Linked DNA regions of Mus musculus: region 1 is linked to region 2. Evidence: chromatin loops called from intact Hi-C (ENCODE). Cell type or tissue: left cerebral cortex. All regions are shown on one strand. Links, peaks and the distances in the headings refer to the core of each region. The heading gives the core; the rest is flanking DNA.

Region 1 (11,873 bases), core at 1,253-9,252, 53 kb after region 2:
ACTCAATCTCAGTCAATTCTTAGGAAAGAACTATTATGTGTTCACGTTGTGTGTGTGTGTCTATGTGTGTGTGTGTGTGTGAGGGTGCACATGTGTGTGTGGAAGCCAGAGGCCAACATCAGGTGCTTTCCTTAGTTCCTCTCTGCCTCATCTGAGACAAATTCTCTCACTGAACCTAGAATTTACCAGTTAGCTAGATTGATGGGCTAGTGAGCTACTTGTTTGTCCCTTAGCCTCCCACCACTGGGTCATGGGTGCACACTACTGCACTCTCATTTTTTACATGGGTTTTGGGATCCAAACTTAGGTCGTCATGGTTGTGTAGCAAGCACTTTAGCCATTGAACCATCCTCCCAATCCTCTGAGAAGGATTACTGCTTTGAAAATTCCTGTGCCATTCTCTTTGGAAAGCTTGGCCATTCTGACTTATCTGAGAAGTACCACTTCAGAGTATCCTCCGTTGATCCAATCTCTCTCTCTCTCTCTCTCTCTCTCTCTCTCTCTCTCTCTCTCTCTCTCTCACACACACACACACACACACACACACACATACACACTCACAAACATACACAGACAGACATATACATAGACACATATGTACTATGTACACAGACACACACATACAAAGACACACAGATACACACACACATACACACAGATACATCATCATCACCATCATCATCATCATCATTATCATCATCATCATCATCATCATCCCACCCACACTGCCTACAAGGTCTCCCAGGGTTAGGTAGGCAAACATAAAGTGGTTGGTGAGCTTCCATGTTTTTTCATTTCTACTAGCATGTTGGCCACTAGGCCATTTAACCTTACAAAAACCTCCAGCTCACTTCATCATGGTTATGAATCTGCAAAGCCAGAAAGTCAATGTTATGGATACAAGGTTCACCTCCAGTGATCTATTTAAGCAATTTCTCATAAGTATAACTGGTATGTAGGACTGAAGACCATTTCTGGAATCTGGCTGCAAGGAAGCCTTGGAATTTTAGTTTTTCTTATTTTTCAACTTATGTGTTTGTTCCTGTGTAGCTCTTAGCAGACAAGTGTCCAGTTTTCAACACTTATACTCTACCAGTTTCATACTGTAAGTATAGTTTGTGTGTGTGTGTGTGTATGTGTGTGTAAGATGGGAGAAGTTGTAGATTTACAATGGATCCTGTTCAACAGGCATTAGTGACAAGTTACAAGGACACAGTGATGTAACATGCACACTTGCTTCTCTAAGTCAGGGACAGCCTGCTCACATTCTCATCTCACTAGCCAAAGCCCTCACACAGCCCACCAACCTTTAAAGGGGAAGGGTGATGTTCGATTAGGAGGGTGCACCCTTGTTGCTCCGCTGGGATGGCTCACACTCCTCCATGGCCATGTTTTCTTCCATGTGCTGAAGATACTGAAAAATTTTTCACTTACATTGTCTTATGGGAAAAAAAATGCTAACACAGTTCCCAAAGGCAAAATTCTAATCATGCTTTGCAGTCTTTCTAAGTCTGGTATGATTTGCTGGGCTGGAAACAGCATCTAAGTTTGTATAAAAATTCTGTCTATCATTCTTGCATTTAGGAGGGAAGGAGAGGCTCAAGAGGCTGGCTCTGGAGTTTTTTCTGCTTTCTTGGTAATCATTTCCAAGGAAGGACAGTGCTCCTGGATTCCATTAGATTACTGCATGAGCAGGACCTAAAATCATCTCCTGAACCTGACCGCAAGGAAACCTGGGAATTGTAGTTTCTCTTTTCAATGATACACGTGCCCCTGGGTAAGTCCAGGGACCAATGCGGTTGCCCAATTCCCTATACTCCTCAGGTGTCCACCCTCTCTGGATGTTTTCTGTGACTTCTACTTTCATTCTGCCTTGAAGGCACTTCTAACTCCTTTGAGTCCTTATGTTACCTGTATCTGCCCCCAGCACTCCCTCTTTGTCTTATCAGTGTTTTATAAATACCTCACTCCTCCACCAGGATGTGAGCTTCCTGATATGCTAGGAAGCTGGTTTGATTAATCTAAAACTAGAGTAGACTTTATTAAGTATTTCTGAACGGTTCAAAGAGCAAATCTCCATGGTTTCCCTAAGAGTCTTTCTGTGGGAAATGCTTAAGATCTCTTAAGTGAAAGATGGCACATGGATGGTCAGATTACAGAATAGTTTGAATGTGTGCAGAGGTCAGTTGGCATCCCACAGGGAGAATGAACAAGCTTATTCTCCTCCAGAGGGATCTTGATGGACAAATTCTCACATCCTAGTTCTTAGAACAGAGGGAGCCAAATGGGAGTGAGGATGACTCAGAGAAACATGAGTCTGCAAACAGATGGCCGCACCCTGCTGTGGTGAGCAGTTCACCTAGATGCATGTGTACATCAATATATTTTGGTCAGGATTTAACTCTTTGGTAAAGAAGTAAGCTTCACTGGGTCAGGGTTCTGGGATGTTTCTACTTCATTGACAATCTTCATGGTCAAGGCTGATCATGTGGGAGAAAGGAACAGTAGAGGATTTTGTAAATGCAATGGGCACCATGTGTCTTGGCTTACCATGTGAGAGGTCTCCTTGGTTGAGGCAGGGGATCACTGCAAGTCCTCAGGTCCTGCAAGGGGTCAGCAAGCCATGACAGCTGGAGCCAGAGTAGTACTACCCACACTAGAATAAATCACAGCTTTCACCCCCCCAGCCCCCAAACACACACACACAAACACACACACACACACACACACACACACACACACACACACACACACACACACACGAGAGGAGACCCAAGCATAACCTCATCCTTCCAGATAGCAGGAGAATAAATGTGGAATTCTTATACCTTCTAGATCCTTCTGGGTGGTCTTGAAGACAAGGTGGGGAGACAAGGAGATAGAGAAGGGTGGACATGTGGCATGATCATCATACACTGTGGCATGAGGCACACACATATCTCCCTTTCTTATGAGCTAAAGCAGACTTGATCTACTATTTTATTTTACCTCTGGCTCAACATAAGGTATAGGGGAATGGGTTCTCTGCTGGGTTACTTTGGTGGCGTTTTCTGAATTCAGACCTCTCTGTCTTAGTCTTCCTTTACTATCGACTCAAGAGAAATCTAAGTTTGATGAAGTGAACATCTCCACTCCAGAAGAGCAGCAAACAGTGGCCATTGTAGCTTCATGTAAGCTAGATAAGATCACCAGTCCAGTAGAAGGTGGTGCGTTCATGACCTTTGAGTAGATGAGCCACTGTCTTCCAAAGTTGCCATGTAACTAGGCATGCCATGTTAGAATCTAGTGCTATGCAATGATGCTCAGTCACCAAAAGAGTACCAAAGGGTAAATATGTTGTATTAACATGAATCCTAATGACAAACACACTGCAGTTATAAGCACATTGAAGATACACAGAACAGTCGATATAGTCTGAACATAGATACAAAATAAGTTATACTTGCTTTGTTTTCCATCACAGTAGGAGTGTAGCAGAGAGCTACTGCAACAGTGGGCATAGGGCAAGCCAGGGGGAGACCACAGAGGAGATAGAGGGCACTGAGAATGATGGAAATTTTGCCAAGGACACCAGAGTCCTTGGAACTCTAGAGAACAAGGTCCCAGTCCTTTCAAGATGGCCTTCTGTGAATTAGCATGAAGTCCTGCTTTGTAAAAGCCTGGGGCTGAATTTGAGCTGGGATGCTTTAGGCTAATGAACGGGAGGCTGAGCAGGAATAGGCACAGACAACATCTAGCAGTCCAGCCCACTCTCCTGATGGCTTGGCTGGTCTTCTGTGATGTTGTGAACACGAGGCGCAGGCCAGAAGGCACAGTTTGCTTCTACAAGGTGACAGATGGTCAGATTGTTGGCCCATCAAAGGCTGGTGAACCTCCCTCCCTCCCTTGCCTGGATGCTTTGGAAGGCTGTGTGAGGGGCTGTGTGTTCAGACTGTCCTGTGCTTTGTCACCACGTAGCAACACTGGGATCTTTCATCCATCACAGAACTGGGACAGAGGGGTGTCTCAAGTTCTGGATTTGAATCTTCTCTTCTTGGGACTTCCCGGAGTTTGGGAAGGTACCCTAAACTACTCTGAGTCTTTGGCTCTTCACCTGAAAAATGCAGTAACAGGAGGGAAGCAAACTTGCCTAGGGCATTCATGAAGGCCACAGGGACTAATACATAGAAAGTGCCTAACCCTGCTCTTGCCACACAGGAATGGCTTGGTATGTATAAAGAAACTGAGTATCCAGAGATACCACGCTGGGGGTGGGGGACAAACCCATGAACCACCAATCCAATGTCCTGTTGAAGAAGACCACAGGGTATCTTCCTTGTGCTTTCCTACCAAATTTTTCTTTTTTCTTTTCCTGTTTGTGAGTCTTTGACCCAAAGTGGCAGGCAGAATTCAAGGTCCATGTTTACTGAGGAAGACAGAGAGTCTTGGGTTGAGAAAAACACAGAGAACATAGGCCAGTGTCTTTTCAAGTGTGGGGTGCAGTGCCCTATGGAGGTTTCTCAGATTGGTCCTCCTCTTTCAGCTTCTCCTTTCCCTCACAGCTCCCAGGCCCTGAGTCAATTTCTACTTAGGAAGCCCCAGAGGGAAAAAAAATAAAAGCATAGAAAATAAAGCAAATTTTCTATTCCATGAAAAAGCCTTTTCCATCTGCTCGGAGCCTAGATGTGGAGGCACTGGGGGTAGAGTGGGTGGGCCATCTGTGTTAACTGCCTCATGTCTGTGGGGGAATGGAAGATGGAGGGAATGTTTGGACACAGGCCTATATCCTAAGACAGAGGAGGGAAAGCTGCCCTTCTACCAACCCTGGGAACTTGGAGAGGTGCTCAGACAAAGGTGAACCCTTCTCATTTATAGTGTGACTGTCAAGTTGTGTGTGTGTGTGTGTGTGTGTGTGTGTGTGTGTGTGTGTGTGGTCTACATGTCTATCCTCTCTTTTGATACTGTCTGTCTGAGGTTACCTGGCTCTCTCATTCTGATACTTTCCTCTTAGATGGAGGGAGGAGGTGGGCAGGTAGCTCACTGGGCAGCTCATGCCCCTCTAGCTTGACTTTGATAAGGTGGTTGGCCAGGGCAAACTCCTCGTCATCCAACATGCCATCCTTGTCAATGTCGGCTAGCTTCCAGATCTTGCCCAGCACGCTGTTGGGCAACTTGGAGCGCACCATCTCCTTCTTGGCGTTGGCACCTGTGATCTTGCCATCCACTGGGGATAAGGTGTAGAAGATCTCATCATACATAGGCTTGTCCCGCGCCACCACCCACTCGGCATCATCGATGCCCTCCCCAGCTCCCTCTCCATAGCCGTGCCCGAAGGGGCCTTGTAAGGTTCCCTCAAATGCTCCGCCCTTCACCATCTGGACAGGCCGTTGGGTCTCTTCCTGGCGCACCAGCACCATGAGCTGGGCAATGTCATGAGCCAGCATATCATCAACCACTTCCAGCAGCTTGCTCTTCAGTGGCTGGAATTTGCTGAAGTCCTGGGCCTGCAGCTGGTCCTGAGAAGAGAAAGGAAAAGGATGAAGTAGAATACAGTGGAAGGAGATGCTCATATCACGGAAGGTGCCTCCTATTAACGATAGAATCCTTGCCCAATTATCTTTCTAGTGAAAGCAACGGGCTGTGTGAGGGGACGGGAGCAAGGACCTGATGGGCTAAGGATAGGTCTTTTATGAAGGAACAGAATAAGAGCTGGAGCTGGGGAACAAAGAAAACTAGTGTTGGTTTTGTTTATTGTCATCTCTTTAAATATTGTTACAAACTGGAACTCAGACGTTTCTTCCAAAGTTAGTTTTGGCTGTTAATTGGTGAACCTTGAAGGCAGTAGTCCTCTGGGATGGAGTCTTGCTCCCTAACTACTGTTCTTGGTGCTCTTAGAGGTTGGGAAGTCATACACTAGTCACAGTTAGTGAGAGGGCCAGAGTGACCGGGGTGGGAAACCAAGGCAACTAAAACCGTAACAAAAGCCAAAGGTCGTTCCTAACCTTATAGTTCTCAACCAGGAATTTCCTGGATATCAAAAGACTGACCTAGGCACAGGCATGTATGTAGACTATATGAAAGCTGTCTCTTTTGCCTTCACATGTCCACCCACCTACATCAAAAAAGAAAGATGCTCTAGTTTGAAAATCTTTGCAGTCTCAAAAGACCCTCAACCTAGAACATCCAACTCTCCTTGCTTCTAGAACAGTGGTTCTCAACCTTCCTAATGAACCTTTAATACATTTCCTCATGTTGTGCTGATCCCCCCATCATAAAATTATTTTTGTTTCTATTCAAAACTATAATTTTGCTACTGTTATGAATCATAAGGTAAATACCTGTTTTCTAATGGCCTTGGGCAACCTCTGTGAAATTGCAAAGGGGTCGTGACCCACAGGTTGAGAACAACTGTTCTAGAAGACCATAGATGCCCACTGCTGCCCTGGTCTGGCCACAGCAATCTCATTATGTGGGGAAGAAGGCCACTAAACATGGATGGGCACTGACGAAGATTTAAAGGCTATTTACAGCTACAATTCAGAGGCAAGTGCTGGCAGGAAGCTTCTTGCCTCCTCTCAATGGCTGGGCCAAAGAGGATTCTGTGGGGAGCAGAGCAAGACTCTAGGTTAAGGGCCTTGCAGGAAAGATATTTCACTGGGTTCTCAGCAGTTGTGTACAAGAACCGTTGAAGGCCCTGTTTATGGATGCCAGGAAAGCTCTGCATGTATCTAGCTTCTAATGGCATGGCGGCTTCTTGCTTGGGTTCCGGGCTTTTCTATGTGATGCTTATGTGAATGCTTTGCTGCAAAAATACTAAGGACCTCAGCTGACAAAAGGCAGGTGAAAATGCTCTCTCTGAGAATGACTTTGGAGAAGACCACATCCCCCGCCCCCAAACACACAATCCCAAGTGGTAGCCTTAGGTTCAAGGGCTTGCAACATACCCAAAAACATGCTGTGGGCCACAGGCTGTTCCCAGGGAATTCTGGGATATGTTGAACATGTGGCCTTCACTAGGTAAGGTCTTCAGTGTCATCAAACACAGCTCTGTGCCTTTGGGGACAACTGGGCTGTTTCTCTCCAGCCTTTGCTATGGCATTTGCTGTGAGTGATTGTGACTTATGACTCTGGCTTCTCCCAGGAGCTCTGTGAGCTCCTTCATTTTCTGGCAGCCAGCTAGTAAGATGCCGTCTCCCAACCGTAGGGACCCTGACCCTCATTACCTGCATCCTCTTCAGGTTGGGGAAGTCTCCAGGGGAGATCTGGTGTTCTCGCTCAATCCGGCCATAGATCTCAGCCAGGTTGTTCACCAGTTCTTTCTTTTTGGTGTCCTTCCCAAACACTGAGGGCATCTCCTTCTTCAAGGAGCTGATGATGTAGGCGTGGACCTGACAAAGAGGAAGAGGACAACCTCAGGAGGAGCCTGAACTGGCCCTTCCAGCCCTTCCTCCTGACCCTGCTTCTGAAACTACTTCTTTCGTTCCTCACAGTCACGTGCTAGTACGGTGAGACTATGGAGAGGGAAGGTCACAGCGGAGGGGGTGAGAGCACTGCTGTCGTAGACACCGACAGTGGCAGCTTCTGAACACTAAGGTGTCTGGCACGGTGACGAGGGTTTTCATGTTCTGTTCCTCTTCCTCTTCCACCAGCCCATTCATTTTGTGAATGTAGAAAACAACACAGAAACTATCAAACCTTAGCCCTCCCAGGAATCACTGAGGTGGACATGGAGCCAAGCTCCAACCTGGCCATCTAATTCAGAGCCAGCAACCATAACCACCCACACTCTCCTACCGAAAGGACCTCAGTTCTGGCAATTGAGCTCTACTTTCGAACCTGTTCACGGTGTACTTACTTGGCGGCAGCCTTACCTTGGCCAGCCGGGCTCTCTTGATGAGATCGTTGAGCTTTCGAAGAGCAGCATTACGGGGTAGACTCTGAATGTCTCTGAACAAGTCTTGCTCTTCAGCTTCAAAGAGCTTCCGGTTGTCGGGAATGAGGAGTGGGTGGGACCAGAAGGAGCCAATGTAGACCCGGATCACCTCGGGGGTGTTCACGATCTTCCCCAGGGACCACATGAGGGCTCCGTATACTCGCATCAGCTGCTGGGTCTCGATCTGGTCAGCTTTGTTCAACACTACGCGCATCTTGTCCTCATGGTTCTTGAGAGCCTTGATGACTTCTGAGAACTCATCGGAGATGTCCAGCTTGTGGGCGTCGAAGAGTAGGATAATTCGGTCCACCCGCTCAGCAAACCATTCGAGGACCGCAGCAAAATCATACCCTGTGGTGGAGTGACAGTCAGTGAGAGGAGCTTTGGGGCATGGAAGTAGAGTGAAGGGTCCAATGTAAGATAACACACACAGTCTTGGAAACTGTCTCTGGGTTCACATGCTGGCTCCTCCCATTTGACTGTTGGACCTTGAGCAAATTACTGTGGTCTCTCTCTCTCTTTGTGTGTGTATGTGTATGTGTCTGTGTGCATGTGCATGTGTGTGTGTGTTTGCAGTCATAGGAATCAAACACAGGGCCTCATGCATGGTATCCAATTGTTCTTCCACTGAGTTAGATCCCCAGGGCTCCTTACCACTTTCCATCTATAAAATGACCATTAGGAAGTATTTGGCTTGTAGAATGATGGAGATGCTCAGGAATTGCTGGGCTCTATTATGAGCATTGCTATTCCCATAAAGGGTGGCCACAATCCATTTATCTTATTTATTAAAGTTAGGGGTCAGGGATCCTGATGGGAAAAGAACTCTGGACAGTATTTTCATGCTGATATTTTGAGATTGGCTCCTACTGTCTTGCAGTATCCCACGTTGGCCTTGAACTTTCTCAATAGGGCAAATTTAGCCTTGAACTTGAGATCCTCCTGCCTTAGTCTCCAGAGTGCTGAGGTTCCTGGTGTGTCTTGTCATGACCCGCTTGGACACTTGTTTTGAATTGGAATAGATTTAGAAATTCTTCACAAGGCACAAGCCAAAAAAAAACAGAAGATACAGGCTACGGATGCATGTTCAGACCATGCCCATTTCTGGTTGGGAAGAAGTCTTGAGTTCTTGGTACGGATTCAAGTGATTTATTCTCCTATAGTTCACAAGATCACTTCCTTCCTCAACTGCTGCAGCCCCACCCAAATTCCCAACTCCGATTCTGTATGAGAGTCCTTCCTGAGGATGTGACCGGGCCTCTGGCACCTGGTTATCCAGTACTAAGCTACTTCAAATCCAGCTGGTTCCAGGAACTCTAGGAATTCCCATTCTGCTCAGTTCTAAGCAACTGCGGGTCTGGGAGAAGGAGAAATTATCCTGGTTTGATTATGCCGTGGTCTCCAAAAGACTCATCCTGGGGGCTTGACTGTCAACTGGTGGGCTTTTGGGAAGTGAATGGATCATGAGGGCTCTGAGATAACTACTGGATTAACTCCTTGGTGGATTCGTAATACTAAGGGCATTATTGGGAGACAGGAGCTATGTGGAGGAATGGGTCACTGAGGTGGGTAAGAGACCCAGACTTTAATTCCAAGCTCTTCTTTTCCTGCTTTCTGGCCCTAAAGGGTTAGCAGTGTTGCTCTGCCATGCTCCAATACCTTGATGTTCCATTCTTACCAAAGCACAGAAACAGTGAAACCAGGAGACCATGGACCATGAGACAGACCTGGCCGTTCCTTTTTTTAGGTTATTAGCCTTAGATGCTTGTTACAGTGGTGAAAAGCCAACCACAGAGGGAGAGGTTATCCCTGGAACTATGATGGTTGCCCAGAAAGCTGTAGGCATCTACCTGTCTCAGCTTCCTCAGTGCCAGAATTATAAGTATAAGGGGACACAAGTGCTTCTAAGTCTAGCTTTTTATTATATGGGTTGTGGGACTCAAATTGAGGACCTCATGTTTGTATGACAAACACTTTACAAACTGAGCTAAATCTCCCTAACAATGGGTACCCATTATCCTCATGTAATTAAGGAACTCTCCCCACAGCCAACCTGAACAAACCTGCTTTATGCTTCTCCATCTCTCCGATACCAAGGGCACACAGGGCAGGCACCCCATCAGCATATGCTGCACACAGTTGACATAGAGTCCTGTTCTGCCTTTTACATCCATGAAGCCCTGAACAGGTCACTTCTGGACCATTAGTTTTCCAGTTTCTAAATTCGGACCCACCAACGCTTTGACCACAGGGTTGTGGAGATCAAATCTAAGACGAATGGCTGACACCACTTACTTATGACCTTGCCCAATTGCCCAGCCCCTTCCTAAAGAACTCCTCAGTGTGTTCCCACAGGATGGAGCTTACTCAACACGTCTGTGTCTCCACAGGATCACTGGCCTGGGTAGGTTCCCTGTGGTTTCTGCTTAGTTTATTAACTTGATATGCTAGAAAATTGAATCCCCTTGCTCATCCTTGGTTTCTGCATCTGGTATGGATGATTCTTTTAAACTTCCTTTCTTGGTTTACATTTCTCTGCTTCCAGGGCCAGAGGTGTGAGGACCGAGAGTGCAGAAACATGGAGATAAGACCCAAAGAGAGAGAAACACTGGGGGCTGCTGCCATGGGGGCCCTAGGCATGCTAAAGGAAGCCTGCTGGGGCCTGCTGATGAACTGATGGCTTCCAGGAACCTTTCCCATGATGCAATAAGCACAGAGGCCTCCTATATTAATCCTTTTGCAAACTCTGAAAACTCTGGTAAGCTGCTATCGCAGTGAGGAGCCTCCTCTGAGGAGTTTGGTGGGGAAGACTGAAGCCCTGGCTCTGTAGGCTCCTCTGAGGCCTACCCTCCCAGCTCCTGGCTACTCCAGGGCTCCTGGCTACTCCAGGGCCTGTGTGACCTCAAGGATGTAGGTTAAGTTGCTTCCATAGCCCGGACTTATATGTATGCCCAGAAATGAAGGCATAGGAAAGGCAAAGACTGGGCCCAGTCAGGAGAGGTGCACGGGGCTACCTTTGCCATTTGTCTTCTGAATGTCCTTCTGCAAGTCTGACTGTCTTTGACTTGGCTGTAAAAATGTGAGTAGTTACAACCGGGGCGATGCAGAGCCCATGGTGTAGCCATGGAAAGTATACCTGACAGCAGGGGGAGAGAGCTTACTCTGAATGGGGACTGCAAAATATGTACTGCATGCCCAAGGTGACCACTGGATGGCCATATCCCTTATCTCAGGAATGGCTCTGAGACTCGTAGTAACCATGCCTGAATACATGCAATGGCCCACGGCGGTCTCTGAATCATACATAGATCAGTGAGTGGAGAGACAGAATGCAGAAGTTGTCCTTCCTGGATTCTTTCTGGAATGTCTGCTGGCACCCAGGGATCAAGTGGATAGGCTCCAGGCCAGCATCTGGGAAGCCTTCCGTCGATCTGTAGTCCCCACCCTCAGGCTCCAGGGGCCGGGAAGAAAGCATTTCTAATTAATGCCAGGCAGGAGGAAATCAATGAGACAAACCTAATGAAGCAGGGCCATTCCTTAATCACCCAGCATTTCCCTCTCGCTGTCTGACATACAGTGTGTCCTTTCTTTGCATTTTCAGTTTCAAAACCGGCCTCACTGGATCCTTACTGCTCCCCAGAGCGAACAGGATGCTGGTGACGGCCACATAGCATAGCCCGTGAAAAGCTGTTAACGTCTAGAGATGTTTTTAAGAAGAGAGAGATACTGAGGCATGCAGTACCAAGAGTGGGGGAAGGGCTCCGCTGACAATGGGGAGCAATACCGCAGACCCGTCACAGGCCTCCAGATGGCCCCAGTAAGGCAGCAAGACCTTTGGAGGGCGCCAGGACTCAGCTGCATATGAATACCCACACATATATGGGTTTACCAGCTGGTCATCTGAGGAACCCCAGGATCCCTGAAGTGCTCAGGGATAGGCTGGGGATGTAGGCTCTAAGGA
Region 2 (11,873 bases), core at 2,400-10,399:
TCCTGGCCTGTTGAGCGCGCGCGACAGTTGGTGCCGAAACCCGGGACGAGAAGACCTGGGACGAGAAAACCCGGGAAAAGAAACATCTTCAGGCATGAGTGAAGACCCCCTGCTACAGGGAGGATTCAGAACTGCATAACGGGGAAGAAGGGGTTAATAAAGGTTCCCGTAAAACAGACTGTTGAGAAGGATCCGGCGTGGATTCAGAACTCTTCAGCTGGGGAAAGGTACTGATGAAGAGAAAGAAGAAAGATGAAGACTGAATAAACTGCTGTTAGAAGGACTGGTGGTCGCGTCGTTCTTGCTGGTCGAGAGCGGGCGTGACAATTGGTGGCCCGTACGGGGAACCGACTCCCCCACCGAGTTCAGAACTTTCAGCAGTCAGTGGTTGCCGGCAGGGTAAGTTCACGGTGAGTGAAACTTGTGACCCCAGGAGTTTGGGAAGGACCTCGGATAAAATAGAGGTGAGCATAAAGTTGCCAGGAAGTAGGCACAAAGTAACCCAGGAGTTTGGGAAGGACCTTGGATAAAATAGAGGTAAGCATTAAGTTGCCAGGAAGCAGGCACAAGGTAACGAAAGGTTCCTGGCTTTGGGACAAGTTAAGGTTCCCGGTTTGGGGACAAGTTAAGGAACTATGATAACCTCAGTGTAGTGATCAATAGATCCTCGCTGTGTAGTTATGCTTTTTTCTCCCGTTGACCCTTTGTGGGTAGGTCTGATAGTTTTGGTCTTGCTTGTTCTGATATATGGACTCTGTTACTGTTTGAAACTGTGTGTAGAGGCAGTCAAGACAGGTCAGAAAATCCTTACAGAGCAACAAGAAAGTATGTCGGAAGAGGAAAAGGGCTTAAAAAGAAAAAGGAAAAAGAAAGGAGACACAGTGTTATCAGGTGGACAGAAAGGACAAAATAAAAGAGTTGAGGCAGAGGAGGAAGGCGAATTAGCTTTTGCTCCCCCTCCCTATGCCTCCTCGTCAGCCATCTATGGGCAGACCTTCTGTCCGGAGGTCTGGAAAGAGGATAGATTCTCCTTGCTGGGATGTCCTATTTTCACTGATCAAGCTGAATTTGCATGGGATAGAGATATGCTGCTTGATCAAGGTCGATTTGCACAACAACAGTCAGGATATCCAGTGCAGGTGTTTAAGCAGGTAAATCAGATTGCCATAAGGGCACAGAAATCATTGCCCAACAGGGGGGAAGCTAATGAAAACTTGACTCTCATATTGACTCCCCAGATGGACACACAGGTGATTGAGGTTATGGTCTCATCACCACGAGGTATTGTGTCCATCCCCCCTGGGGATCGAGTAGATCAGGTGTTGATGTGGGCGAGAGGGTCTGTTTGTGTGTTTCCACAGGACCAGACAGAACCTCTTTGGGTGCCGGAGAGATTGATGAGACGCTGCAAGAATGAGGCTCCTGATCCAGTTGCCCCTGTGGATGTGGTGGATGATCCCACAAGCACAAAGGATGGAGCCGAGATGAGAGATCCTTTCGGTATTCCAGAAGCCGATACCAGCTCGACATGACGTTTAAATTTTCCCATGCCTTTTTGATCCCTGAATTCCCCTTAAAGAGATAGCCCCTCTGGCTATCTATCCCTTGCTTCAGGGAAGATGAGCGGGGATGAGAGCCCTGGGATGTATGCTTGTTATAGTGTGTGTGTGTTTTGTGTTTGGCACATGTGTTAGGTGCAGAGTGTGCGGTCCGCACTTTCGCTATGGTAGCATAGGCTTTTGCTGCAGTGGAGGCGGGACAATCTCCTCAGATTCGGTTTGCCGCTCTAAAAGAAATTATGCTGCGTTATGCCGTGGGGTGCGAGGCTAAGCACTGCACAGAGGATAGCTTGCTGTTGGCATCCTGTGGAAGGCACGTCTGATTGCATGAAGGTTCAGTGTCCTAGTTCCCTTCCCCCAGGAAAAACGACACGGGAGCTGGCCAAGACCTCTCTGGGTGATGAGCCTAAGGGATGGTTTTGTGTAGGGCCCCTATGCTTGCACACTGGGGATCAGACCTCTACCTTCACCCATGAGGCTTGCTTGCAGCAATTAAGATCTGGCCATAGGTTAATTAACATCCTGGCCTTTTGATGCACCTGCCGCAAGCAAAACACAATCTCCCCAGGTGTGGCTTGGCATGATAGAGAGGTAGTCAGTGATAAGACTCCCTGGGCATGTCACCAACCTAAGACAGGGATCAAACCAATGCTGTTTGTCACCCAAGGACGGGTAAGGGGCATGGCTGCGGGGGGCTATCTACAGACATTCTCTCTGCCAAAAAAGAAAAAAGGGGGAATTGTGGGGAGCGGGTGTGGCGGCAGTCCCAAAGGCGCCAGGGACTGCAGCTAAGTCATATGACTTGCACCTGACTTCCTCATATAAGACACAAACATCTTGAGTGCTGCGCAGGTGTACCAGGATACAGATGAATCCAATTTGGTGGAGATTTGCCCCTGCTGCCCTGATTAGCTGAAGCCTCGTGACTGGCGAGGGGGCATGGCCTGCAGTGCGTGGATGAGAGAGAGTATAAAAGGAGTGAGAGGCCCAGGGTTCGGGGGAGATATATAAACAAGGGAGATATAAAAACAGGGGAGATATAAACAGGGGAGATATAAACAAGGGAGATATATGGAGAAAGAAGAAACAGGACTGAATAAATGTGTGCAGAAGGATCCTGTAGCAGCGTCGTTCTTCCTGACTAGTTGAGCGCGCTCGACAGTTCGCTGTGGTTGCATCAGAGCTGGGTGCAGTTGTTCCCGGACATCACTTGGTATCTCAGTGCAGGGCTCATGGCCTGGCCTCCTGGGTCAGTGTGATGATGTTAAAGTCTGGTTGATTCTCTGTTCTATATTCTGTCCTTTCAGGCTGTCGGCGAGCCACCTCTTTTCCTGGCTTCTTCGATCTTCTTTGCCATCAAAGATGCCATCCGCGCAGCTCGAGCTCAGCACGGAGACAGTAACGCCAAACAGCTCTTCCAGCTAGACAGCCCCGCCACTCCGGAGAAGATCCGAAACGCTTGTGTGGATCAGTTCACCACCCTGGTAGGATACTTGGACAAATTCCCACCCCACCCTGGGATGGATAGGGGCCAGCTGGCAGACTTGAGGGGAAGGTGCTGCAGCGGGGAGAACTCTCAGCCTCTGTTTTACCCCGCTGGCCTTGGGGTCAAGGATCGCTTTCCCTGAGCCATGTGTGACACTGAGTTGAACTTGCAAGAGAATAGTGACCCCCCCCTTTGAAATTGCCGCTTGTACATGGACTTCTTTCTCGGTGGGAGGGATGAGGTGCGTACAGACCTTTGAGACCTGGGAATGTTACCATTTTCCAGCTGGCTTCAGGTAACGGGAAGATCTGCAGAACACCCAGTCTTTGCTGCTAATCACTATCACCTGGGTGACTCCCCTGTTAAAAACACCGTGTGAGGGCTGTGGAGAGGGAAGGGAAAGGAAATAATATGATTGGTTAATGATGTTTCTTTCAACATTACCATTTGCCCTCCTGATACGGGGGCACGTAGATAGGTACGCTCAAGGACTTTGCAGGGTTTTTTTTTTTTGGGGGGGGGCAGACGGCCACACTATGTGGTGACTGACTTCCACCCTGGAGAGGCGCGTAGTAGCAGAACAGTAGCAGTAATCTTGCTACTGTTAATGACTGTAAAGTAAATATCTGATGTGCAGGATATCTGATGTGCAGGATATCTGATGTGCAGGATATCTGATGTGCAGGATATCTGATATGCAGGATATCTGATATGCAGGATAATCTGATGTGCAGGATAATCTGATATGCAGGATATCTGATATGCAGGATATCTGATATGCAGGATATCTGATATGCAGGATAATCTGATGTGCAGGATAATCTGATATGCAGGATATCTGATATGCAGGATATCTGATATGCAGCCTCCTAAGGGGCCATGACCTATAGGTTGAGAACTTCAGTAGAGGAATTCTATGGTCTTCAGGACCCTTCCCTTTGGGAAGCCCCTTGGTTTTACTTTAGATGGGCGATGCCAGGTGAAAGGAGAACTTGCTAGGAGCACTTTCCCCCCCACAGGATCTCAGCGCTAGCCTAGCCTACATTGTATGATACAGTAGCTATGCACAGAGAGCTCTGATTATACTCAAAGCCCCTGTTGGATTGGCAGATGGGTGGATTTTGACATTTCACAGCCTGTAGGTTTATAGGTAAAGTGAGTACTTGTTGCCCCCAATATGACAGGCATGAGGTGTGGACAGGAGAGTCCTCATGGCAGGAAAATCTGACACCCAGACCTCTATTCTAAGAGTGAAGGAGACAGGTAGATTCCCAGGCAGGCCATTATCGTGCCTGCTGATAGCTTTAGCTCGGAGGTGAGAACTGGAGAGCACGTCTTACGCTATGCTACTTTATTCCCAGGACCCAGAACCCAACACGTTACCATTGCTCCTGGTTACCCGAGCCCTGTATCTTTAACAAGAGTGGTACCTATGGGCAGGTGGCGAAGTAGGCTTTTTGCAAGGAATGGGATGCAAAACTCAATCATTTAAAGAGGCCCACGGATGCCTCCAACCTAGATCAAAGACTCTCTTCTCTGTAGCAGCGCTCCGGTGATTACAAAGCTCCTCTGTGGGCTCATGTGAACATCTGATTCCACATGACAGTTGTGCTTCCTAAGGACAGCAAGTGCCGTGCATAAAGAGACCACCAGACTGGCTGCTACATCAGACATGCTCAGTAAAAATAAAGGAAGGACTAGGAACTTAAGGGGTCCTGTGCTGGGGTGTCGTCCTTAGCTGAGACTATAAAATGGGGTTTGGTCTTGGCATGGTGTTGGTTGTGGTGTCTCTGTGATAGAGTGGGAGGGACACCATAGAAGAAACATGGCAATGACAATTCTTTCATTTCTTCCTAGTGTGCCACTGGAACACCAGAAAACTGTAAATCCTGGTCCGTGAGGATCTGAAAAGGAGGCTCCCCAGTATGGTTTTATACTACAGCCCTGATTCCTCGGAATGTCAAGTGCATACCGTAGTATCCAGATTTCCACACATCCCATGGGGACTCAGCAGGATGGCATTTTCAAGAAAATGGACAATTGTGATCCAAATCATGAGTTGCAAACAAACCAATAAGCAAACGGGGAGCTGCTGGCCCAAGTGGCAGTTTTGAGTAATTCTGGGTAATTCTGAGTCCATTTTTGATCACATATTTGAAATGAGGTTAGCAAGGGTTTGCATTATGTCCCTACTCGCCACATGGCCTGTGTAACTAAGATTCTCACACACCTCCTGACGCTGAAACCAACGTTTCTCTAGATCTGCATGCTTTCTTCAGAGAGCTTATATCTGCCAAGCCACCAAGGGCCGTGTTGTAACCGCAGCTGCACACTCATAGTCTTCAGTGGAATAGTGTGTGTGTGTGTGTGGGGGGGGGGGATTAAAACCTCCAACTGCCTTTACATCATAGAAGACAATAAAACATGATAATGAATGTGGGGTTAATTCCAGGTCTGTTGAGCTACTAAGGTTAGATTATTCTCTGGTGCAAAACTCCAACCAATCTAATCATTGAGTGCCTACAGCGCGCTGGGTCTCTTCTCTCCTCCCATTTATGTATACATAAGATTCTGTTTAAGGACTTCCCTGAGAATAATTTTCTCCTAGAAACTGTGATACTGAGGTCAATATCAGTCAGAGGGGAAAGCCCGAGTTCGACTTCACATGTGTGCCGTTCAAATGCCTTCTCTTCCTCTGATGCATTTTATTGGGAAATGAAAGACTTAGACCACAATAATCACTAGGATCTCCCCCTGCTCTAAGTCTATAAATACATGACCCGAAAACTCCTGTTACGTAAGGGAGCTGCAGCGATCAAAGACTTGGCCCCCTTTGCTCTTATGCAATGTCTGGGCCGAATGAACCCTGCGTAGATTCTTCCATTTGCTCGCAGTTGGTAAAGAGAACAGGAAAGATAAGCCCCCCCCCCCGTCCCCCCCACTGCCCAGGCAGGAGATTCCAGCACAGCACAGTACTGAATGGACGAGGTAATGGGGTCAGCGGCTTCCTTTCAAGCCCCCAGCCTGCCAGACACAGTCTTCATGTCTGGCCACGGGAGGAGCACAGGCAGAAACGATGCAGATGCAGACGGTCATGTCTGATGTCCTAATAAATGTGTCCGTTAGCTGTTTGCCATATGAGAGATGCTTAGAGGTTCTCCCATCAAATGCTAGCATCTTCCATAGCTAGTCATTATTTCTAAAATGAGTGAGCTTGTGCATGTGTATACACATGCACACGCGCACACACACACACACACACACACACACACACACGCACACACACGCACGAGCGCACGTGCACATGCATGCATGCATGCACATGCCACATTCTCTTTTTCCTCCTTCCCTCCCCCTTATCTTTTTGGGATAAGATCCCAGGCTAGCTTCAAACTTATTATATAGCTGAACATAACCTTCAACTTACAGTCCCCCTGCCAATTGCTAGGATTGCAGGCATCTGCCACCTTGTCCCACTTATGGGATGTTGGCATGAAACCTGGGGCTTTGTGAACATAAGCACTTTATAATGGAGCAACCTCCCGCCTACAAACACCTTTCAATGTAGTCTAGATATGCTGTTCTTACAACATGGCAGAGGTTGGCAATGCTTTAAACACCGAGCTGGTATTTACACTGAGCTATACAGACCTGGTTCAGATGATTTTCCGCAAGGTTGTGAGATGTACCCTTCGTTAATGAGGTTCTACTGAGTGAACAGTGAATGACTGGAATTCCCTTGTGTGCTGAGGTTGACGCAGGAACCCTGTTCAGGGGAACTCACGCAGAAATTTGTGGACTAGAACTCTCCATGCTACTCTGAGGTGTTGACTTCCTCAGATATCTTGCCTTTCCTTCTGTCTTACCTTAATCCACATGGTGCCTCAAGTCTGTGGAGTGAGGTCCCTCAGTCTCTCCCAGGGCTAACCAGCGTTGACAGCAATGTGACACTACAGCCTCTAGAGGGCGGTAGAAGCCCGAGGATAAGGCAGGCTTCTCCAGATGGCCCGGCAGTGTGGCATCTGTGGTTATTACTAGGACACTGACTTAGGATCCGGGAGTGGATCAGATATCCTCACGGGCTTCCCCGGGAGCTGGGTTTGAACCTGACAAGCTGACAAAAATCTTCTCAAAGGAGCTTTTTCAAGACACGGGTCAGTCGTGGGAGGGTGACAGCCAGATGGAAGGCTAGCAGGGGAAGGCAATTCTTGTTTTTTTTTTTTTGAACATCTGCAACATGCCATGTGCCAAATTTAATGCTTTATCTACAGAGCCTCATTTAATCCTCCAAGTGGCCCTAAGGGGCAGGTACTCTAATCCCTGTAAGCACACGAGTGACAAGCCTTACTCTCACCGTGCCAGTAGTGAGGGGTCTTAGTCAAGACTGCTTCCTTCTAGAAGCCCACCAGAACCAGGGGTAGCTCTTCTGCCTAAAAGGCTGACAGACCTGACATACCATGGAGGGGATCAATCTGATTATCAGAAAAGCCCAGGGTCCCTGATGTGCAGGATAATGGGAGCTAAGGCATCAGAATGCCTGCCTGCTCACTTGCACGTGGGGTAAGGACTCCCATATTGGCGTGGATAAGATAGTGAGTGACTTGAGGTAAGGGAAGCCTTGAATGCTCATCCCACTCTGGGTAAGGTGGCTGGGGTGCAGCGAGGAGAGGGCGGGATGGAGGTCTTCAGGAGGAACCCTGGGCAAAAGATAAGAACAGAAATAGTCCGGGCTGATTGATTTATGCCTGGGAACATCCCCGAGCCCGTGATATTTTTATCTTTAGCTGACAGAGCACTTGGAAGACCAGCACTGCCTGTTTTGGATCTTGCAGCTTCCTTGAATGGCTGAGGCCTGAGATTGCCCTCATGGCCCCAGACCCAGGAAGCTGTGCTTTTGTTTTTTTCCTCTATCCTGAGGTAGAGAAGGGCATGTCCCTAAGTTGGAAGACAGACTCTATGACTCTCCTGTCACCTGAAACAAAGCAGCCATTGACACTAGTGGAAGTGACAGCCTCTGCCCAAAGGGATTCTGACGTCATCTCTGCCCTTGAACTTCCAAGGCCTTGCTTACAATCCCCCAGACCAACTAACTCAGCATCCTAAAGCTGGAAGGAACATGGAGACCATAGAATATGAGTTCACAAGGTGGGAGTGGGGGCGGGGGTGGAGGTAGCCAGCTGGGTCTAGATCTCCAAAGCCATTTAATGGCAGAGCCAGGCTTACGATACAGCCTCTCAACTCCGAGTTCCTGCTTTTCCAACAAAACCACGAGTCTGCTAATTAGGTGGGCCTTCTCTTCTGTAGCCTTCACTCTAAGAGCTGGGAGGTGACCAGAACCTGGTTTTCCCTGCTTGGAGAGGAGATGAAGGACCAAGCTGAGCACCGTGATAAACGGGAATGTTTGATTGCTGTGCCTCTACGCCCGGGCTCTGGGAACAAGATTCTAACTCTTCCTTACTTTGCAAGTGGAGAGGAAAGCATTAAGTGCAAGAACACTATCTCATTCCGAAAGCAAGGTGCCAACTTGTCACATGAGGAACTGTGTGAGGGCGTGGTGGAGAACTGGTTTTGCCTCCTGTAGCGTATTGTCGACGTGAAAGGGATACAGCACTCGAGTATTACATTTGAGAGGCTCTGCAGAGGTTTCTTTGAAGCCAGAAGGCTGTATATTGCCCTTGACAAAGAGAGGAGAGCATTCGTAGGTGTGTATGTACGTCTATGTGTGTGGGGACGCTGGTGGTGGGGGATCTTTCCAACCAGGGAGAAAAGGAGGGAGACTCGTGAAGAGCATTTGGAGATCCACTTGGGCAGGTGTGGTCAAGTCAACTTGAGGCCTCAGGACGGTGAGAGGCACAAGGCCAGGGTCAGGAGCACTCCTGCAGTTTGGCACAGCAAGGGGACCAGTAGACCAGGTAGGGTGGGGCCACTCAGGATGATCATCTGGAGGGTTTAGTGTCACCCCAATGGGAAAAGGAGCTAGCACTGTACGAGGCCACAGGCTCCAGTGTGGCCACAGGGAATGTACTGGGTACTCTTTTATGGCTTGACCTCTCCCCTTCCCATCTCCCTTTCAGTATGGAGGAAAAGTAGCAGTCCTTCCTCGCCTGGGGGCTCCGTGAACAGGAGCAAGACCAAGGGTTCTCATCTTGGGATTGTTTTCGTTCTGACATATTCCTCCTTCAGTCTGGGGTCCTGGAGTGTCTCTTGGACAATCTGAGTGGCCTGTGCTTGGGTTCCCTGTTTGGCTAATGGTCCTAATGCATGAATTATCACTAAGTGTTGTTGAACCAGCGTGTGTGTGTGTGTGTGTGTGTGTGTGTGTGTGTGTGTGTGTGTGTTCCTGTGTTCCGACTAGGTAGCATATTTTCAGTTGCCCTCCTAGGTGGGTACATCCCTGTGGACACTTCTTTCTCTTGCTTTCCACCCAGGATAGGCTGGCACAGTGACACAGGAGACTCTGGTAGCTCTGGTAGCTCTCCGGTGTCAGAAACAAACACCCACAGCCTGCCCAAGCCCTTGTCCTTCTGCTCCCTTTTCTCTGGCAAGTTTATTTTGCTCACCTAAATCTCAGTCCATTCACATGTAAAATAGTACCATGAGCTCATCAGGCTTGCCTGGCTGTTGTGAGGAGTGAATGAGGTCAGGGATGGGGATGGGGGTGGGGGTGGAGGGGTGGGGGTGGGGCCAAGGCAGGAGAGCTGGGATACAGCTCAATGGTGGAGCACATGCCTAGCATGCATAAGGCCTTGGGTTCCACCTCCAGAGCAGTCACCTCCACCACCACCTGCCAAACTTACTTTGTAGGCAGCAGAATTCTCAGAGTTGCCAAAGACATACTATTGAGCATCAGGGGGTGTGGAGCGATGGGGAACAGGCAAGCATGGATAACTGCGGGGCCCCGGACCAGGTGTGGCCAGCTTCTATCATTACACACTGACATATAGGACACAGTGGTGGACGATCACGTGTCATACATGATAGTGAAAGATGATCGTGTGTCTCAGTTCCGGTGACTTTCCCTGGGAGGAAGACGGCCTCTCGGCTCCCCACAGCTGAGTAGAACAAATGAGATTGGACAAGGAGCCCATCAGCCTTGCCCATCTGGTGCCATAACCCTTTATTCCGACTTGCAGCCATATTTGTCTTATTTGTAAATTTACATCTTAGGACCAGGTACATATGTGCTAAAATTCCAAGCACCTTTAGACTCCTTTCGAACAGTCAGAAGTTTTCTTTTTTCTTCCTGTTCTTTTTTTTTCCTTTTCTTTCTATTCTATCATGTCAGTATCCATCACGTTAGCTATTCTTTCTCACATCTGCAATAGCCTCAGGTTCGCATTCCCGTTTCTAACTGTCATAGCGACTCATTTTATTAAACAATAACCATCCATCCAGGCAGTGAGCCATCCTCCCAGCAAAAATTTAGCACTAACTGTACACTAGCTATTCTGTGGTGTTCTGAAAGGAAAATGAAGACGAGCCAGTATCACAGAACCCAGGAAGAGAGTGATGTCCTACGCAGAAACAATAGTAAGCTCGGGTAGACTACAGCAATGGCTGGACACTCTCTGGAGCTGAGTGACAGGAAAAGTCCCAGGAAGAAATACTCACCTGTGGTTGGAGGAGTCAGGATGTTTATGAAAGTAGCCTTTGTAACGATGCTAAATGATATTCCACGTTTCAATTAACTTCAGGTTACTATGATAAAATACCTGAGGCAGTTTATCTAATTAACAGTTACGGAGGTTCAAGTCTGTGACTGGGCAGTGCTATTGCTTTGGGCCTCTGGCAGGGCATGTGGCTGAAGGATGCGGTGGAACAAATACCAACATTCGAGCTGCAATATGAGGGCAGGGGAGCCCATTGGCATAGCTTCAATGATACAGGACCACTTACTATGACAAGGCTATTGGATGCAACTCCATCACTCTGCATCTTTTCCGTTGAGACAGCCATCTCCCCCAGAATCTGGAGCTCGTGTTTTTACAGCTAGGCTGGAAGCCAGCAAGTCCCAGTGATCCCTCCTGTTCCCCACATACTACTTGGAGTTGAGGTTTCAGATGTGCAAGGCATGCCCAGTTTGCTATATAGATGTTGGCCTCCTGTGATGGTTTGTATATGCTTGGTCTAGGGAGGTGTGGCCTCGTTGGAGTAGGTGTGTCACTGTGGGCATGTCTTTTACTACCCTTGTCCTAGCTGCCTGGAAGCCAGTCTTCTGCTAGGAGCCTTCAGAATCCTCATGCTTTGCCTGTGCCCCTCTAACAATGGGAGACAGCCTCAATTATGCTTCCCTGACCACTTCTGCTGAATCTTTCTTGACCCCAGAGAGACAAAGTTCTGTGCTCATGTGACTGGACCCAAGAGGCTCAAGGCCAGTCACCTTAATAACGTTTGCAAAGCCACTTTGGTGACACTGTGTAAATCTACTTGCCCAGATCCAGAGGACTAGGGCCCACATGTCTCCGAGAAGCCTTTGACCTGCCTGCTATGAATGGGTGGAGTACACCTGCTGAGGCATGAGGAATGGCTCTTTGGGAAAGGAGCAGGGGACAAGAAATAAATCCCTGGAGCACAAAGAAAGCCACCACCTGTCCTCTAGATACAAACCAGTCAATGCCTCCAAACAATGAGCCTGCAAGCTCTTGAACAGAGAAAGACCTTCTGAAGGGGACATGGGCAACCACCGGCTAAATGGATACTGGGGTCAGTTCTGCCTGGGAATTGCTGTCATAACACTTCATAACCCTTGTGTGTGCTCTTCCCTTACACTTTTACTGTCCGTAGATAACTTTCATTTCATAGTGTTCATGAATCACACAAAGCCACAG

Evidence for each region. A loop is a pair of places that touch in the nucleus more often than their neighbours do. Peaks named below come from ENCODE experiments on the same cell type or tissue, not always from the same donor. Only the 100,000 strongest peaks of a DNase experiment are listed, where the experiment ranks them.
Region 1: it touches region 2 in a loop (4-fold over the local background); 2 of 42 quality-filtered maps call a loop at or near these places.

What each region holds. Positions count from the first base shown.
Region 1 is chr17:73,823,540-73,835,412 of GRCm38, reverse strand. Ehd3 (EH-domain containing 3) reads right to left here. Exons shown (of 6, transcript NM_020578.3): 4 at 7,851-8,263; 5 at 7,203-7,367; 6 at 3,320-5,495. The coding sequence ends at 4,968. Among named protein-coding and RNA genes, the nearest start is that of Ehd3, 25 kb to the right of the region's middle. In left cerebral cortex, for the core only: no CTCF peak of the experiment used is centred there; DNase peaks (open chromatin) are centred at 3,787, 4,209, 4,663, 5,274 and 1 more place; H3K27ac peaks cover 3,133 bases.
Region 2 is chr17:73,877,513-73,889,385 of GRCm38, reverse strand. It overlaps Xdh (xanthine dehydrogenase), which reads left to right. Exons shown (of 36, transcript NM_011723.3): 35 at 2,867-3,043; 36 at 4,903-5,491. The coding sequence ends at 4,953. Among named protein-coding and RNA genes, the nearest start is that of Xdh, 67 kb to the left of the region's middle. In left cerebral cortex, for the core only: a CTCF peak has its summit at 7,001 (motif pointing right); DNase peaks (open chromatin) are centred at 5,839, 7,026, 7,585, 7,886 and 1 more place.